Regions from separate parts of the Homo sapiens genome. Here region 2 is linked to region 1. Evidence: read pairs that join two places in POLR2A ChIA-PET (ENCODE). Cell type or tissue: Caco-2. All regions are shown on one strand. Each heading gives the region's core, and the rest is flanking DNA. Links, peaks and the distances in the headings are about the cores only.

Evidence for each region. Peaks named below come from ENCODE experiments on the same cell type or tissue, not always from the same donor. Only the 100,000 strongest peaks of a DNase experiment are listed, where the experiment ranks them.
Region 2: POLR2A ChIA-PET joins it to region 1 with 12 read pairs; 2 of 35 experiments call an interaction of 5 or more read pairs at or near these places.

Annotation. Positions count from the first base shown.
Region 1 is chr6:41,619,706-41,625,472 of GRCh38, reverse strand. No RefSeq gene overlaps it. Among named protein-coding and RNA genes, the nearest start is that of MDFI, 16 kb to the left of the region's middle. In Caco-2, for the core only: no CTCF peak of the experiment used is centred there; a DNase peak (open chromatin) is centred at 3,032.
Region 2 is chr6:42,115,897-42,121,663 of GRCh38, reverse strand. The region is part of intron 2 of C6orf132 (chromosome 6 open reading frame 132); the gene reads left to right. Among named protein-coding and RNA genes, the nearest start is that of C6orf132, 24 kb to the left of the region's middle. In Caco-2, for the core only: no CTCF peak of the experiment used is centred there; a DNase peak (open chromatin) is centred at 2,933.

The DNA of each region.
Region 1 (5,767 bases), core at 524-5,523:
TCATAAGGACAAAGCCAGGAAAAGGAGGAAAATAAAACAAAACCAAAAACAAAGGGGCATGAAGAAGCTTTTGGAGGTAATGGCTGTGTTTGTTACCTTGATTGTGGTGACGTTTTCACAGGTATATGCATAAGTCTAAATGCATCAAATCGTATATAGGAGATGGGTGCAGTTTTTTGTGTATCAACAACAAAGAAGAAAAAGGAGGAGCAAGAGGAGGAAGAAAAACATAAAACAGACATATAAAAAGAAAATAGATGATGGGGCTGGGGGAGGGGAGGAAGGGGAAGTGATGCCAACGGGTGCAGGATTTCCTTTTGGGGAGATGAAAAGGATCTAAACGTGACTGTGGGGATGGCTCACAAAGCTGAATAAATGAAAAACCGTTGAATAGTATTTAAATCTGTGAACTGTATGATACATAAATTACATCTCAATAAAGCTGTTACAAAAAATAGCTATATGCTGGGGCACGTGGAAGCTTCAATAAGCTTCAAGGAATTGAAATAATATTTTAGAAAATAAAAAGAATAATAGGCCAGGCACGGTGGCTCATGCCTGTAATCCCAGCAGTTTGGGAGGCCAAAGTGGGCGGATTGCGAGGTCAAGAGATCGAGACCTTCCTGGCCAACATGGTGAAACCCCGACTCTACCAAAAATACAAAAATCAGCTGGGCGTGGTGGCGCGTACCTGTAGTCCCAGCTACTTGGGAGGCTGAGGGGGAATTGCTTGAACCTGGGAGGCTGAGGTTGGAGTGAGCCGAGATCACGCCACTGCACTCCAGCCTGACGACAGAGCAAGACTCCGTCTCAAAAAAAAAAAAGAATAATAGGGCAGGCCAGGTTCAGTGGCTCACGCCTGTAATCCCACACTTTGGGAGGCTGAGGCAGGTGGATCACTTGAGGTCAGGAGTTTGAGACCAGCCTGGCCAACATGGTGAAATCCTGTCTCTACTAAAAATAAAAAAAATTAGCTGGGTGTGGTGGCACGTGCCTGTGGTCCCAGCGACTCAGGAGGCTGAGGCAGGAGAATCACTTGAGCCCAGGAGGTGGAGGTTGCAGCAGTGAGCCAAGATCGTACCACTGCACTCCAGCCTGGATGACAGAGCAAGACTCCATCTCAAAAAAAAAAAAAGAAGAAGAATAGGACAAACTGAGGGAGGAAGCCCTTGCAGGCTCTAGAAGAGAGCCTAGGGCTATTGGGGCAAATAATGTCCAAACATTGGTTACCTGGCCCATGGCCCAGCGACAAGTTACACGTTCCAGGGAGGTGTGTTTCTTTGACCCCGTGAGCTCCCTGCTCTATCAGGGACCCTGGTTGTCCAGGTCTAAAGGCCATTTTGGATAGAATCATGGAAGCCCTAAGAACAGGTTTCAGCCTTTCTCCCTCTTCTCCAGGGAGGCTGAGTGGAGCAAGGATAAATAAGAGGCCACTGGCCGGGCGCGGTGGCTCACGCCTGTAATCTCATCACTTTGGGAGGCCAAGGCGGGTGGATCACCTGAGATCAGGAGTTCGAAACCAGCCTGACCAACATGGTGAAACCCAGTCTCTACTAAAAATAGAAAATTAGCCGGGCGTGATGGCGCATGCCTGTAATCCCAGCTACTAGGGAGGCTGAGGCAGGAGAATCGTTTGAACCCGGGAGGTGGCGGTTGCGGTGAGCCGAGATCATGCCACTGCACTCCAGCCTAGGCAACAAGACTGAAACTCCGTCTCAAAAAAAAAAGAAAGAAGAAAGAGAGGCCACAAGGTGCCCGGGGCTTGGTGAGAGAGCAGTGTCTGTGTTGCAGGGGCTTGTGGAGACGTCCCAGGGCATTAGGTGGGGAATGGAAGGTGGAAGGCACAGAGCACTCTTTCAAGAAATTTGGCAGTGAGAGGAAATATAGCAAGAGGAAAAGAGCTGGAGAGGGAGGGAGGACAGAGGGAATGTTTTTGTTTGTTTGCATTTAGAGGGCAGTAGACAGGAGTATGTTTTCGTCTGAGGGAAAAGGAGTGTGGAGAGAGAGAGGGACTGAAAAATCAGAGGTAGAGGGAAGGGAATGAAAAGGAAATATGACCAAAAAGGATCTTTTTTTTTTTTTTTTCAGATGGAGTTTCGCTCTTGTTGCCCAGGCTGGAGTGCAATGGTGCGTTCTCGCCTTCCCGCAACCTCCACTTCCCAGGTTCAAGCGATTCTCCTGCCTCAGCTGGGATTACAGGCATGCGCCACCACGCCCGGCTAATTTTGTATTTTTAGTAGAGACGGGGTTTCACCATGTTGGTCAGGCTGGTTTCTAACTCCTGACCTCAGGTGATCTGCCTGCCTCAGCCTCCCAAACTGCTGGGATTATAGGTGTGAGCCACCCTGCCCGGCCCCCAAAAAGTATCTTTTTACCTCATCAGCCAGGGGATTTGACAGCCTTATGAAAAAAGCAGGACCTCTCTTTCTCTGAGGCAAGGTAGGGGGTAGATTGAGGGAGCCCTACCTGGACGGTCTTGACTGTCCCTGAAATAATTACATGTATTGAACATTCACTCACTGTGTGCCAGGCACTGTTTTAAGTGTTAAGCATGTCATATCTTGCTCATTTCTCACAACCACCCTCAAGGTCAATACAATCATTGTTCCCTTCATTTGACAGTAGGGAAAACTCAGGCACAGAGAGGACTGGTAACTGGCCCAAAGTAATGCATTGAGTTAGCAATGCTCTTAGACATAGGCAGAGAGGCCTCTGACCTGAGGTCTGAATGTTTGAAGGCTCTGCACGTCATAGCCACCCAGAAAACAAACTTACTAACAAAGGAAGACTTCAGCTACTGGCCATAGTGAAGTTACAGAGATGAGATTTACTGTCCTGCCTTGAAAAACTAGGGCTCCAGATAAAGTAGATGAAACAATGATTTTTCAGACTTTGAACAAAGGCAACTCAGGACTATGATCTCTGAGAAAAGGGAAACAAAAAAGGTGAGCCCTATAATTACCTCCAGCTCACGGCCTGAGGCAGTTTGCAGGCTTCAGTACAGGGACAGGGAATCCAAACAGAGTTTGGAGTCTTGCTGATTGAGAAAACAGAGTTCAAGAGGCCAACGGGCTGGAATTTGCAGGGCAGAACACCAGAGAGCAGGGAGCTGAGCATATATCCAAAGATCTGCAGAGATGTCTTCTTAACTCTTTGGCTGAGTACTGATTTGCACATGCATGAAAGGCAAGGCCTGGGAAAGAACCACAGAAGGCAGAGCAGTGCCTGGGGCTCACACAGGGTTGAGATTAGTTTCTGTTCCCAAAAGGCAGAACGAAAAGACCTTGTAATACATGGGATATCAGGTACAATTCTCAAACGGGTATTGCCTTAGTAGAGGTCTAAATTAACCTTAGACTAACAGCTCCTCTGTATCTGTCCTAACAAATCTTAAAAGTAAGCATCAGAAGTAAAAATCTGATTCCAAATGTGTTAAGTGTGTGGCCAGAACCAAGTCTGACACTACTTAAAGGAATGCAACAAAATGCAGCCTCAAACAATGTAAAGTTCACAATGTTCAGAGTCCTGTCAAACTACAGATCAATTACCTCATAAACATAAATGCAAAAATTCTAAACAAAATTTTTGCAAATCAAGTCCAACAACATATAAAAAGTATAAAACACCATGGCTAAGTGGGGTTTATCTCAGGAACACAAAGTTGGTTTAATGTTTGAAAATCAATCAAATTTAATTCACTATATTAACAAACTAAAAAGTGAAAACCATGTGATCATTGCAATATATGCAGAAAAAACATTTGGTAAATCCAGTATTTATTCCTGATAAACACTCTCAGAAAACTAGGAATAGAAAGAAAGTTCCTCAATCTGATAAAGAGCATCTAAAAACAAACAAAGAAACAAACAAACACAACAAAAGGCATACAAAGAAATAGAAAGTGTGACCACAACCAATGGAAAAATCAATCAGTAGAAACAGACCCTGAAATGAAGAGATGAAGAAATTAGCAGAAAAGGACATTGAAAGAGATGACATAAATATGACTCATATATTCAAGAAGGTAGAGAAAATCATGAATATAATAATGAAAATGTGATTTCCAGGAACAAAAATATAGCATCTCAAATAAATAAAAAAATACAGTATATTAAATAAAAAATACACTGGAGTGGATAAAAAGCAGGTTAGATACTATAAAATAAATTATTTTGAAGATATAGCAATAAAAAAATCTAAATAAAATACAGAGAGAAAATGAGGGTGGGGGGAATAAACAGAGCATCAGTAACATTGGAGGTAATATCAGACAATCTAACACGTGTAATTGGAGACCCAGATAGGGTGAGGAGATAAAAAATGATATTTGAAGAAATAATGGTTAAGAATTTTCTAAATTTGCCAGGCACAGTGGCTCGTGCCCATAATCCCAGTGCTTTGGAAGGCAGAGGTGGACAGATCTCTTGAGGCCAGGAGTTCAAGGCCAGGCTGGCCAACATGGCAAAACCCTGTCTCCACCAAAAATACATACATTAGCTGGGTGTGGTGGCATGCACCTATATTCCCAGCTACTTGGGAGGCTGAGGCAGGAGGATGCTTGAACCTGGGAGGCAGAGGTTGCAGTGAGCCGAGATTTTGCCACTGCACTCTAGCCTGGATGACAGAGTGAAACCCGGTCCTCCCCCTGCCACCCCCCAAAAAATGCAAATTTGTTGGAAACTAAAAACAGCAGATTCAAGAGGCTCACGAACCCAGGCAGAAGAAACATGAAGAAAGCCACACAAAGACAAAGATACATCATAATCAAGTTGCTGAAAACCTGGCTGGGCACAGTGGCCTGTAATTCCAGCACTTTGGGAGGCCAAGGTGGGCAGATCCCTTGAGTTCAGGAGTTCCAGAGCAGCCTGGGCTACATAGTGAAACCCCGTCTCTACAAAGAAAAAAAAATTCTGAAAGCCAGTGTATTTGGTATTGAATTGTATTTGGAAAACCTGTGTATTTCAACTTGCATAAGGAGCCAAAGAGAAAAGAAGCATTTCACACAGAGAAACAAAGAAAAAGAATGACAATATATTTCTCGCAAGAAACTATAGGACATATATGGCAAGAAGCCATAGGACAATGGGAAGATATCTTTAAAGTACCAAAAGAAAAAATAAATTGTCAAGCTAGGTTTCTATACTCAGTGAAAACACCTTTCAAAAATGGGCTGGGCACGGTGGCTGATGCTAATCCCAGCACTTCGGAAGGTGGAGGTGGGAGGATCACTTGAACCCAGGACTTTGAGATAAGGCAACATAGTGAGGCCCTGTTTCTATTAAATATATATAGGAGGACTAACACTAACTGATTTCAAGACTTACCATAAAATTACAGTGTGATATTCATGTACAGACAAATAATTAACTGGTATTCACCAATTATAATTTGTATTTTTTCCTTTTCAATTGTAATAGATAATGCTGAATATTTTAAAATAAAAAATTTATATTTTAAAGTAAATGATTCTAATTTTTGATTTTATTACATTTACTTTAAATGCATTCATAATAATACATTTAAATGTATATTTTGAACACAATTATTTTATTTTTAATCTTTATATTATTACTATTAATAAATTACGTGAAAATCTTGATTATAAAAACATACCTGATTTTACTGAAATGAAAGCATGAAAAAGAAATGTTACAGAAGACAATATTATACCTCATGAATCACAGATGTTTTATTGATTTTTCATCCAAACATTGACAGCCCAACAAGAGGACCCACAGACATGCAGTATTAATTAAATTCGGTGATT
Region 2 (5,767 bases), core at 381-5,380, 500 kb before region 1:
GCTGGCTGCTACCCAGGGTCAACCATGCATTGCCCACTGGCCCAGCCCCTGGTGACCCACCCTTGAGACTTGGCTGAGCTCTGAGGAATCCCAGGCATGAGGATGTGTGTGTCCCAGGCATGAGGAGGCCAGTGGGGTGGACTGGGGCCATCAGTGGGTAAGCCCTGCCCTCCTGAACTCTCAGGGGTGCAACAGGTGAGCAGTGGGCCCCAGCCCCCACAAAACTGCAAAGGGAAACTAGCCTCATCCTTGAATAGCGAGTGTTTTCTTCCCTGCCTTCTTCCCTCCCTTTCTTCCTCCTTCTCAACTCTGAAATGTTAGCAGTCAATAGGGCAATAGGGGATTCCTGGTGACCTGTCCCTGACCATGGGGAAGAACCCATTTCCTCAGATGCAACCAGAGAGACACACCCTGAAGGCTGTGCCCGGAGCAGTGGCCCAAGTCCTTGATTAGAATCCAGGGGAAATAAACTTTCTTGAGCACTACTCTGCAGGACCTCTTAAGGTGTGCAGTGGCCTCTGGTATCACAGCAAACCTAAGGGAGGTGGGATTATTCCCATTTTACAGATGAGAAAGCTGAGCCTCAGAAGGCAAGAAAGGGACACACTTCTTGAGCACCATCTATATGTCAGCTACTATCTCTGACTCCTTTTAGATAAGTCAGTTAAGATTGCAAATCTGGTCTGCCTGACTCCTAAGTTGATGTTTTTTCCACTCAATCACAATAATTAAAAAGAAAACTAGGCCAGGCGCGGTGGCTCATGCCTGTAATCCCAACACTTTGGGAGCCCGAGGTGGGAGGATCACAAGGTCAGGAGTTTGAGATCAGCCTGGCCAATATGATGAAACCCCGTCTCTACTAAACATACAAAAAATTAGCCGGGCATGGTGGCATGCACCTGTAGTCCTAAGTATTCAGGTGTCTGAGGCCGCAGAATCGCTTGAACCTGGGAGGTGGAGGTTGCAGTGAGCCAAGATCGTGCACTCCAGCCTGGGTGACAGAGCGAGACTCCGTCTCAAAAAACAAAAACAAAAAACCCCAAAAAACACACTATTATTGTATTGGGTATTTTTTTTTTAATTATAAAGGAAACAAAAGTTCATTGTTAAGAACCTCAGGCCGGGCACGGTGGCTCAAGCCTGTAATCCCAGCACTTTGGGAGGCCTAGGCGGGCGGATCATGAGGTCAGGAGATCGAGACCATCCTGGCTAACACGGTGAAACCCCGTCTCTACTAAAAATACAAAAAATTAACTGGACGTGGTGGTGGGTGCCTGTAGTCCCAGCTACTTGGGAGGCTGAGACAGGAGAATGGCATGAACCCGGGAGGCGGAGCTTGCAGTGAGCCGAGATCGCGCCACTGCACTCCAGCCTGGGCAACAGAGCAAGACTCCGTCTCAAGAAAAAAAAAAAAAAAGAACCTCGCAATAAAGACAAGGAAGGAAATACATATAAATATTCTTGGAATGGTAGTTTCCTCCACCCATGCTTCCTCCCTAATCATTGCTGGGAACTTTCCAATATACTAGGCTGTGATGATGGGTTTTTTTTGTTTTTGTTTTTGTTTTCGAGGTGGAGTTTCGCTCTTGTTGCCCAGGCTGGGGTGCAATGGCATGATCTTGGCTTACCGCAACCTCTGCCTCCCGGGTTCAAGCGATTCTCCTGCCTCAGCCTCCTGAGTAGCTAGGATTACAGGCATGTGCCACCATGCCCTGCTAATTTTGTATTTTTAGTAGAGACAAGTTTCTCCATGTTGGTCAGGTTGGTCTTGAACTCCTAACCTCAGGTGATCAGCCCACCTCGGCCTCCCAAAGTGCTGGGATTACAGGCATGAGCACCCGCCCCTGGCCACTGTGATGGTTTTTAAAGGGCTGCTTTGGCCAGGTGAGGTGGCTCACATCTGTAATCCCAGCACTTTGGGAAGCAGAGGAGGATCACTTGAGCCTTGGAGTTCGAGACCAGCCTGGCCAACATAGCAAGACCCTGTCCCACAAAAAATATAAAAACAAGCTGGACAGGCTGGGTGCAGTGGCTCACGCCTGTAATCTCAGCACTTTGGGAGGCCGAGGTGGGTGGATCACTGGAGGCCAGGAGTTCGAGAGCAGCCTAGCCAACATAGCAAAAACCCATCTGTATTTAAAATACAAAAAAATGAGCCAGGTGTGGTGGTACGCGCCTGTGGTCCCAGCTACTTGGGAGGCTGAGGCAGAAGAATTGCTTGAACCTGGGAGGCAGAGTTTGCAGTGAGCCGAAATTGCACCACTGAACTCCAGCCGGGGCAACAGAGTGAGACTCTGTCTCAAAAAAAAAAAAAAAAAAAAAGCTGGAAAGCTGGGCATGGTGGCTTGCACCTGTAGTACCAAACTTTGGGAGGCCAGGAATTCTCCCTTTTTTTTTTTTTTTTTTTTTTTTTTTGAGACAGAGTCTTGCTCTTGTGCCCAGGCTGGAGTGACGTGGCGCAATCTCAGCTCACTGCAACTTCTGCCCCCTGGGTTCAAGTGATAGCGATTCTCCTGCCTCAGCCTCCCGAGTAGTTGGGATTACAGGCGCCTGCCCCACACCTGCCTATTTTTTTTTTCTTTTTTTTTTTTTTTTTTGTAGAGACAGGGTTTCACCATGTTGGCCAGGCTGGTCTCAAACTCCTGACCTAAGATCCACCTGCCTTGGCCTCCCAAAGTGCTGGGATTACAGGAGCTCAGGAATTTGAGGCTGCGGTGAGCTATGATCTTGCCACTGCATTGCAGCTTGGGTGACAGTGAGATCCTATCTCTAAAAAAAAAAAAAAAAAAAAAAAATTAAAGGGCTGCTTCAACTGAACTGAGTTGCTGGCTTGTACACCTCTGTGAAGTAAGTGAAGTGACCGATGGTCTTAGCTTCTGGGTGTTGTCTGGGTGTGAGGACGAGGAAGTGCTGAGGCCCAGTTTCGTGGAGTTCCCAAGCTGGTAGAGCCAGGGCTGGACTCTGCCCCAGGCAGCCACAGTGCAGGGAGTGGCTGTGGCCGGCTGCCCAGGCTGGCCCAAAGAGGGAGGTGCTGCAGCCAGGCCCACCAGGAGCACGCTCAGATGCTCTTTTGCATGTTCTTTGCTTCACTGTACACAGGTTGGTCTGCCCCTTTCGATGTGGGCTGCCACACTCGGAGGGCCATGCACTCCACTCCCCTGAGAATGTTTGAGGCACATGGCAACCCCTGCTGGCAGCACCCTGGGCTCCTAAGTCTGTCATTTTCCTGATGCCAAGGGTGGAGCAGTGTAAGGTTGGGACACAGCAGGCTCCCCAGCTGACTGCAGCAGTCAGAGCCCTGTGTCTGAGGCCAACAGTGACCTCAAGCCCAGCCCTGCCTGCCTGGTCTGGGGCTCCTGGAAAAGAACTTTGAGAACTCTCCCTCCCACCTACTCCTGCCTCTACCCTGCTGCCCCTTTGGCATCTCTGGAGTCAGAGGACAACCTCGAGGCAATACAGTTGTCTGTCCCAACACCCTGTCATCGAGGGGTGACCCTGAGTGTCCAGGTCACTGCCCACACGACGCAGGTGAGCTGACTCACAGAAGGGACACTTTATGGACTGACAGAACGCTGTAGTCAAAGTGATCCTTGGAGAGTATTTACAGAAGGGGCAGAAAACTGAGACCAGAGTGAGAAGTTACTTTGCTCCAAGTTAATTGGTAGCAGAGCTAGAGCCATAACACAGGTTTTCTGCCTCTTTGTCCCATATTCTTTTTTTTTTTTTTTTTTTTTTTTTTTGTGACAGGGTTTTGCTCTGTCACTCAGGCTGGAGTGCAGTGGCACAATCTTGGCTCACTGCAATCTCCACCTCCTGGGTTCAAGTGATTCTCCTGCCTCAGCCTCCCAAGTAGCTGGGATTACAGGTGCCCACCACTACACCTGGCTAATTTTTTTGTATTGTTAGTAGAGATGGGGTTTCACCATGTTGGTCAGGCTGGTCTCGAACTCTTGACCTCAGATGATCCACCTACCTTGGGCTCCCAAAGTGCTGGGATTACAGGCGTGAGCCACCATGCCCGGCACTTGTCCCATATTCTTTCTGCCACTCTCACTCATCCAGGAACATATTCATTCAACAAACATTTGTTTAACTGCCCGGTCTGTGTCAGGCACATACAAAGAAGCAGCCATCACCGAGCCCTCAAGTAGACTGGGCTGGGCAGCAGGGACTACAGTCATCAACTCTATGTCTATAGACATAGAGTTGTGTTAGAGGGAAAGTATGAGAGCAAACACTGTACTGGCAAAGGAAGCAGGCTGTCAGGTCCCAATATTGGCCCTGGCACTTACTAGCTGTGTGACCTTGGGCAATGTACTTAGCCCTCTGTGCTTCAGTTTTCTCATCTATAAAATAAAAATAATAACTTGTCTCTTAGGGTTACTGTGAAAACTAACAGTAAGACTGGGTTGCTATATGTGAAGTACTCAGAACAGTGCCTTGCACCTAGTAGATGCCTAATAAATGTCAGCTGCAATAATAATGCACACAGAGCCTGAGGATCACACAGGGAGGAGAATTAACTCTGGCTGGGGTTGCCAAGAAGGACTTCACAGAGGAAGGGCATTTAATCTGGGGCTTAAAGGATACCTAGGAGTTTGCCAGGAAAAGAAGAGAATCCTAGGCAGAGTAAGAACAAGAACAAGGCTGCGGAAGCTTGAGGTGTGGAAATGGATCGCAAGTGGGAGCAGTGACTTTCGGGGGTTGGGAGAGGCAGATGTAGCTGGATCATCTAGAGGGCTTTTCAAGCTACCCATCTGCCCCTGGGACCTCTGAAACCTCTGCACAATTCCTCCAACAGGTGGTTTTTGTGCCCCACTGAGGACCCCTGCTGCAGGGAGCACACTTGTTCATGAGTCGGTCAGGTTCCCCCAGCTACAGTGGGATAGGAAAAAGACAAGAACCACCAGTGGGAGCCCAGGGTTTGTGGAGTAGGTGGGGAGAAGATGGTAGGAGCTGCAGAGGTCCAACTTATGAAAGTTCTCACAGGCCATGTGAAGGTGTTTGAATTTCTTCCTCTGGACCAATGGAAGGATTCTGAGCCAGAAAGTAAGCTGCTCTGAGATACTTTTGGGAAAGAATATCCCCGTGGCAGCTTTGGAGAATGGAGTGAGGCGGAGACTGGGAAAGTATCTGGCATCAAAGGGAGTCTGTTCATCTGGGTGAGGGATGGTGAGGACTGAGGAAGGGCTGAGGTGGAGGGGCAGCAGGAAGGAAGGATTCAGGAAGTGATGGGCAGAACTGGATGACCAGCTGGGTTTGCAAGGTGCCCGAAAAGACAGTGATCCATAACTCGCTGTGGGACCTTGGGCATGTCACTGAATCTCTCTGAGCCTCCATTTCCTCATCTGGAAAATGGCGGTAGCAATGACAGCACCTGTCTCATTGGGCTGTTGTGAAAAGCAAATGAGTTAAGTGATAGAAAGTGCTGAAAGAGGCTGGGCACAGTGGCTCATGCCTGTAATCCCAGCACTTTGGGAGGCCACGGCGGGCGGATCACAAGCTCAGGAGTTCAAGACCAGCCTGGCCAACATAGTGAAACCCCGTCTCCACCAAAAATACAAAAATTAGCCGGGTGTGGTGGCAGGTCCCTGTACTCCCAGCTACTTGGGAGGCTGAGTCAGGAGAATCGCTGGAACCCGGGAGTCAAAGGTTGCAGTGAGCCGAGATCTTGCCACTGCACTCCAGCCTGGGCGACACAGCGAGACCATCTCAAAAAAAAAAAAAAAGAAAAAGAAAAAGAAAAAAGAAAAAAAAAAAAAGAAAG